Regions from separate parts of the Mus musculus genome. Here regions 1 and 3 are each linked to region 2. Evidence: chromatin loops called from intact Hi-C (ENCODE). Cell type or tissue: heart. All regions are shown on one strand.

The links. Hi-C counts contacts between places; a loop is a spot of excess contacts. Peaks named below come from ENCODE experiments on the same cell type or tissue, not always from the same donor. Only the 100,000 strongest peaks of a DNase experiment are listed, where the experiment ranks them.
Region 1: it touches region 2 in a loop (11-fold over the local background); 17 of 42 quality-filtered maps call a loop at or near these places.
Region 3: a loop joins it to region 2, with 9 times the contacts of the local background. A loop is called at or near these places in 6 of 42 quality-filtered maps.

What each region holds. Positions count from the first base shown.
Region 1 is chr1:91,572,963-91,575,462 of GRCm38, forward strand. No RefSeq gene overlaps it. Among named protein-coding and RNA genes, the nearest start is that of Asb1, 34 kb to the left of the region's middle. In heart, a CTCF peak has its summit at 1,425 (motif pointing right); no DNase peak of the experiment used is centred here; H3K27me3 peaks cover 425 bases.
Region 2 is chr1:91,873,778-91,876,277 of GRCm38, forward strand. No RefSeq gene overlaps it. Among named protein-coding and RNA genes, the nearest start is that of Gm46242, 4.6 kb to the right of the region's middle. In heart, a CTCF peak has its summit at 1,093 (motif pointing left); DNase peaks (open chromatin) are centred at 1,054 and 1,744; H3K27ac peaks cover 702 bases.
Region 3 is chr1:91,599,809-91,602,308 of GRCm38, forward strand. No RefSeq gene overlaps it. Among named protein-coding and RNA genes, the nearest start is that of Gm28380, 10 kb to the right of the region's middle. In heart, a CTCF peak has its summit at 1,043 (motif pointing right); DNase peaks (open chromatin) are centred at 1,073 and 1,353; H3K27ac peaks cover 1,071 bases; H3K27me3 peaks cover 288 bases.

The DNA of each region.
Region 1 (2,500 bases), 300 kb before region 2:
GAAAGTCCCTTCTCTCCTTCCTTTTTTCCCACATGTTTGCCTGCCACTGCCTGTGTCTATGCATGCAGTGAGGACAGAGTATGTAGTTCGTGAGCATGCCGGAGGTCAGAGGTCAATGTTGTGTCTTCCTCCACTGCCCTCCACCTTATGTTTTTGAGACAGGGTGGCTCATAAGCCTGGAACTCACTCCTTGGCTAGATTGCCTGGGAAGTGAGCCTCTGAGATCCCACCATCTCTTCCTTTCAACACCGAGACTACAGACTGAGACTGCCTGCATGCCTGCAGTGTTGGCAATCCAAACTCAGCTTCTCATGCCTGTATAGTCAAAGCTTGACTCGTGGAGACATCTCTCCAGCCCGTCTTTGCTGCTTGCTCCTCCTCTCCTCTCCTCTCCTCTCCTCTCCTCTCCTCTCCTCTCCTCTCCTCTCCTCTCCTCTCCTCTCCTCTCCTCTCCTCTCCTCTCCTCTCCTCTCCTCTCCTCTCCTCTCCTCTCCCCTCCTCTCTCTCTCTCTCTCTCTCTCTCTCTCTCTCTCTCTCTCTCTCTCTCTCTTTCTGTGAGCACAGTGTATGTATGTACTGCATGTATGTGTTCATGTATATAAGTATGGACATGCATGTGCCACACACACATGTAAAGGTCAGAGGACAATCCTGTTTGAGACAGCATCTCTTTGTTGCTGTGCCACTCCATATGCCCGGCTGGCTGGCCTGTGAGCTTTAGGGAGTTCTTTCTCTACTGTGGGGTCTGATCAGTGTCACTGGGGTTGAGGACACTTATTACCACACCTGGCTTTGCATGGGTTCTGGGGACTTTAGGCTCTCCCAACTGTGTTCTCTGTGCTTTATCCACTGAGGCATCTCCCCAGCTCCTCTCGTTCTGTGAGATTTTCTCCAGCTGTTTCTCCAGGTACTTCTGTCTTCCCAACTATGTCCAGTCTGCCTGGCAAGTCAGGCACTGGGTCAAATTCATTGATTTTGACTAAGTTCTTCTCACAGGTCCCCTGTGTTTTTGACTTGAGATGTTCTATACCGGCCTTTCCGTCCCACCAAAGTCTACTCAGCTGGAGATGTTTTAAGTTCCCATTACTCCAAAGCCTTCCTCACATCTTCTGCATTTTGGCATCTTCCCAAAAGAGTATCGGGTCTTAAAGTCCCCACTGGCACAGGTTAGTTTTGTCTGCGTCTGAGTTTTCTAGTAATAGACTGCACTGAACCAGCTCTGCCCATCCTGCCTCTCCACACTGATCTCTACAGCCCCGTATTTTAGTCATCGTTTTGTTGTTGCTGTTGGACATTTGTTTTCTAAATGGGATTGTGACCAGTAGATATGAAAATTAAAAGAAAAGGATTTATTTTTATTTTATGTGTATGGTGTTTTGCCTGCATGTTTATCTATGTACCATGTGTATGCAGCGCCCACAGAGGCCAGAAGAGGGCACAGGATCCCTTGGAACTAGATGTTTGTTAGCTGTTCTGTGGGTGCCAGCAAAGGGAACCTCTCTGTAAGAGCAGCCAGTGCTCTTTACTGCTGGGCCATTTTGCCAGCCCAGGTGGTGGTTTCACCCATGTTGTGCACTGAGGTTGTATTTTGTTTTTGAGCTCTGAATGATGTTACCATCCTTCTTAAAATGTTCCCTTCTGCTCACTACAGGCAGTTAGATTAGTGAGGATCAATTAAACCAAGAAGGTAGTGAGCTAACAAGGCAGTCAAGCGCCTCTGTGTCTTGCTCATCCTTTCTTGCTCTCGATGTTCCCTGGTGCCCTAACCTAATCTCTCCATAGCAGAGAGGCATGGGTAGAATTCTAGGTAGCCTTTTCAGACACTTGACTTTCATTCTCTCTTCCTAGGGCAAACTGGCCATCACCTTGAGGAGGGAAGCAACACAGCGTTGTGCTCAGTTTCATGAACTCCATTTGGCTCTAGTGTGCATAGATCTTGGCTGACTTAACAACTCCGAACTCCATTTTGCTCCCTCAGCACTGAGACAGCTTGTGTCTTCCCTGGAAATCGGCTGAACTTTCCCAACTGGCAGGGGAAGAACAGCGTCTTGAATTGATATTGACATAGCCCTTGCCCAGAGCATGTTTGAGAGAATGAATGGGGTGGGTGTCTGGCACCCACATGGCTGTTCTTCTCATTACCTTTGCCTTGTTAGTGCATTTTTGGAGGATGGAATACATCTTCTAGAACATTGGTATTTGGTCCCTACAATCACCACTCAGGCCTAGGGCTCCCTCAGTTCGAGCTTCCTGGAGTCTATGTGTGATCCACGAGACCCTCAACATATGACCACATGGCTCCTGGGTGTCATGCTCTCTTCCTACCCTATGTGAGCATAGTGACCCCCCGATCGAGAATCTGGAAGCTTCTTAGTGCCTACTGTAGGTGTGGACCTAGCTCCCAGGTCTGTGTTCTCACATCTGGTTCCTAGAACTTCTACCAAACGCACCTCACTCCTGACTCCCACCTCAGCCTCCTGGAGCAGGGATGATAATGTGT
Region 2 (2,500 bases):
TCTCAAAACATCCTGGCAGCTCCCTGGCTGGAGACCCAGTGGCACTAAATAGAAATTTATGTGACAGGCCTCAGGGGAAAAGCCCAGAGGAGTTTGTTTAAAAGTAAATTCGTCAAGCCGAGCTGAGTCAGGGTCTGACCTCCAACCTCTGCTGACCCTCCCCAGCAAGGGGGGAGAGAGTCCAGCTACATCAACAAGCCACACCAGGGGATCCCACTGCAGACTTGTATCCCTTTGCCACCAAGAGATTAGCCCTGAGGTGACCGCAGCTACCCACACGTCAGGTCCCTCGGTTGTTACCTGGAGCATCTCCAGTCCTCACTGTCCTCCTTCCTCCAGTCCTCACTGAGCTGCCCCACCTTTGGCTCCCATGCTTTCCCTTATCCTGGTGCCCACCTACTCAGGTAAACCAGGGTCTGCTCAGCCCAACGAGCGGAGACCATTTTTCTTGCTCTGGCTATCAAAGGCAAATCCATGTGTGGCCACACAGACAGGGAGAGTGTCTGCTTATCTGGAGGCAACCGGCCTGTGTAAGCTTCCTTTCAATGCCCCATACCACCCTCTATTGATGTTCCTGGGACCAACAAGCCATGCCAGGACCAGGACTAATGAACCACTAGCATGGAGCACCAAGGAATCCACAGACAGCTGGCTGCTCTCACCTTGAACACTAGAAGGGGATGAGGGATGAAGTAGGTTGGGGTGCTCCTGGCAGAGAAGAGATTGAGGGAGGGGCGCAAGTCTCAGACCTCAGGTGTACACGTAGGTAGGGTTTTCCCGTTCTGCGGTTCTAGGGCTTTAGAGGCCAAGGTTCAGGTCATTGTTTCTCCAAGAACATCTGTCTGCTTGGCCCAAGCCCTCTGCCACAGCCTGGAGTCCTTGGCCCAGCTTTCTTAGCCACCCTTTAATGAAGCCTGGTGCAACAGGTTAGACTGACCCACCCTCACCCAATGCCCATCTTGTCTCCTCGGCCCCTTTTCTTCACCTGCTCTGTGGCAGCCAGAGACCTTGGGCTGTGTGGTCACATGGGCTGTTGACCATCTCAACCACACTGAAATCTCCTCTGCCACCTGGTGGCTAAAGCTCGCAATTGCTGCTGTTCTGTGACTGACCTGGAGCTGACCACTTGGGCAACTCTTAGGTCCTTGGGGAACAACCCAGAGAACTAGTCCCCTTCTGAGTCACAGATGATGAGAAAAGTTGTTATCTGTGAGGCCCTGTGTCCCTGACCCTGACAGAGTCCAACAGGGAAGCAGAGGACCTACCTGAGAAGACCCTCAAGCCCTACCGTTGGGAAGGAGATGTGGATACAGGATCCACAGGGTTCCTAGCCATAGTAACCCCCAAGAGCACCATGAGTACTGTAGTCTTTCAGGATGAAGGGCTCTCCCACAGGCCTGTCTCGCCTGCAGCAAGCCTCCCTGCTGTGTGTACCTGTGGGCACACCCAAGGGCCAGAGTGGCATAATGCCAGCTCCCTCTCCCTTGCTTGCTCTCAGCCATAGTCTTCTGTGGACCAGGGTATGGAAGTACACAGAGGTCCCAGCTCACACATAAACCTCCACACCAGCCCTATCGTCTCCATAGCGATGACCCAGAGTGCAATTGGAGAAGCCTTTCCAAGACCCCAGACTGCACCCTTTCCTGTGTCCCAGGGTTGGGCTGAGGAAGTGGCCAGGGTACATCCCTGGGCTCACTGCCTGGAACTCCACCCCAAGTAGCTAAATGTAGTTACCCCAGAACTCAAGGGCCCTGGAGAGGAACACTAGCCCCACAGCAGGCCCACCCTTTCAACTCCTGAGGCAGGGGCATAAACGCTTGACCCTTTCCCTCATGGACAGTACAGGAGCCCTCGGGCCTGAATCCACCAACACCACAAGCATGCGCTCAGGATTTCCTTCATTATGTTGTTCTTGGCCTGGGTTCATCATGCATAGTGTGGGTTTGCTGGGGACAGTTTCTTTCATGTGCATCATTGTGCTTTGACCTTATTGGCTCCTTCATCCCTTCAGTCCTCCTCCCCTTTCTTCCTCAGACTACTCCCTTCCCATAGTCTCCATCCTCTTCATGTGGCTAGAGATATATAGGTTTACACACACACACATACACACATATATACACACGTGTGTGTGTGTGTGTGTGTGTGTGTGTGTGTGATATTTGTCCTTTTGCATCTGCTTATTTTACTTAACGTGATCTCTGGTTGCATTCTGTTTTTCTAATAAGTGGTATCATTTTGTCCCTCTTCATGGCTGAGTAAAACCCCATGTGTGTATGGACCACATATTCTTTATCCATCCATCTACTGACAGACAAGCTGGTTCCCTGACTCAGCTATTGTGACTAGCGTCTCAAAAAGTGCAAGTGTGGAGGTGTTGCTGTGATGTGCCTACAGTAGATTCCTCCAGGTCTCTACCAGGAGGTAGGTTCTCTGTTTGCTTTAAGGAATCTTCATACTAATTTCCACAGTGGCTGGGCTCATTTATATCCTCACCAACAGT
Region 3 (2,500 bases), 270 kb before region 2:
CAGCTCTGAAATACAGATGCTTCCCTGAACTCTTAGTCCCCAGACTGCTCCACAGGTGCTGTGGTTCTAAGCCTCAGCCTCCAGCTTGACGGAGCATCCTGATGGCCCAACGCTGCAGTTTTGTCTCCGCCTTCTCAGAGCTCCCCTCTTGCAGTCACACTATCCTTCCCCTCCCTGATGCCACCCCCTACCTTGGAACCTTGTTCTGGAGGGACTCTCTGGCCATCACCTGAGCATTGAACCCCAGGTCCTCTGCAGCTTCAGGGCTGTCCTCATGCCCCATGCCCTCTGCATTAGCACCTGGCACTCAGTGTGATTGGTTTCTTACCCTTTGTGTTGCCCCTGTGCTCTGCTCATGACCCTATAGGGCTTCTGCCGTCTTAAGATGGTATCTGATCTCTGCCACTGGTCTCTCCATTACTCTTGGGTTTTTCATATCTTTCCCGCTGGAGTTTACAGTCTGATTCAACACCCAGACTGTGTCCTTGGCTTGGAATGACTTTCCCTTTCCTTCACGGAGAAACTCCACTCCTTCATTCTGGCCCAGGAAGGGCATCAGTCTGCAAGGTATTTGCCCAATTCTCTCTGGGGTGCCACATTCCTGCTTGCCCTTCCCTCTGTTTCTCTGATGGCTGGGACCCTCCTCTTTGCCTCTCCCCCAGGGTCTCTGTGACAGTCTGTAACAACACTAGTGATAGGGCTTTAACAACACTAGTGATGTCCCTTCCTTTTGGTGCTCCGAAGGATGCTCAGGGCACTTGCTGGGTGTAGCAGAGCTGGGATCATCATCATTCAACAAGCATGTGTTGTGAGCCTCTGTCTCCAGCCAAGTGTGCAAGCCCAAAGCCTGCAGGCAAATGGCAGGAGGGTGGTGGGCTAACACACTGCTGGGGACTCTGCACCTTGGGCTTGAGTGAGTGAAGCTTGGCCAAGGGCCTGCAACCCCAGCTGCTCAGGGCAGGGCACACAGGCTGCTCTGCTGCTGCACTGAGGTGTCATGGACACCAGAGGGCTTGGCAAGAGTCAAGTCTCAGCCTGTTGGCAGCAACCACTGTTGAGAGGAGCACGCGGCTCTCTCTGTGTGAGCCCAGGTCTGTGGGGACAGGAGAGGGAGCTGCTGAGCAGCTCCCGGGGTGCCTGCTTTCTCTCATCAAAGGCTCAGCTGGGTAGCAAGGGCACAGGGACTAAGATGGAGGCTGGCTGGGTGAAGCCAGCATCAGTATTAGGCAACAGCCCCAGATCCCTTTGTTTCTATGCTCCTTCCAAAGTGGCAAAAGATCAAGGCCCCAAGCTTGAAATAACAAAAGGGAAATCGCTTGCAGACTGTGCATCTGGAGGCCAGAAGGACTGCGAGAGCTGTGCACAGAGGGATGGGGGAGGGGCAGGGTCTGGACCTGATTCATAAACTTTCCTGAGCTCCCATGGCCTGGCAGTATGGGCCGAGGTTGGCCCGGTATAGCTCCTTCCACTCGCAGTGGGGCACGGTTGCAACACCTTGCCCCTGGGCTTTGGGATCCTGTTGTTGGCTGGGTCTGTGTGCAGTGTCATTGTCAACCTCCCCAGGTCCCAAATGCTTGATTTGGGTCACATCCTGGGGCTGAGGTTAATGAAGATCTACTGCAGATCTCTGCAGCCTAGCTGGTGACATGTATAGACACCTGTCCATGATTACCAGGGGCCTGAGGAAAGCCAGTTTATAGAGCCCTGTGGGCTTGCCTTGCTGACAGACAATAGGGCTTCCTCCTGGGGCAAGGGTGTTATACACAGGGCACCACACCTGGGCCCTGAGTCAGAGTGTGGGCCTCATAAGGACTGACTTCAGTGAACTTAGCCCACCTGCTAGTTTGTCCTGGGGTTAGGACTTTCAGAGGACTTTACCCAGCATCAGGGCTGAAGCATTCTCTGCAGAAGTGGGGAGAGCTGGGGTTTCTTGTCTATACGCCATAGTTTGGATCACTCAGAAGTCAGCCAGCATGACTATGGAGGACATCCAGGTGGCAGCTGACACTCACACATTGCTGTCACTGACAAGAGACTTGGCTTCCAGGCCTGGCACACCTGGTTCCATCCCATGCTTGGCCCAGGTGGGTTTTCTGTCCTTGTCAGAAACAGCTGGGGTTGGGAGCTGATGAATGGGTTGTCTGAGGTCACACAGCTGGCCAATAAGAGCTTCGAATCTAAGCCTCCTGACAACCAACTGTGGCACTTTCCAGAATCCTTGTCTCCTGAGACCTCAAGCAGTCCAAGCCCTTTCTCAGAAAGCCATCTTTCTAAAATGCTGTTTGGGTCCCATCACTTTGCACTTTAAAAGCTGGCAGTAGCCCTGGTCTTTAGAGGTTCTTTTGGAGACTGGGTGACAGTCGACCAGGGTTCTGTAGAAGTTCATGGATCAGCCCTCAGTGAGACATGGCAGAGGCAGGCTGTTCATTGGCCATGTGTGTCTTGTCAGCTGTCCGGGGTCCTGGGTGTGTCTCCTTAGGGCTCAGGCACTGGGTGGACC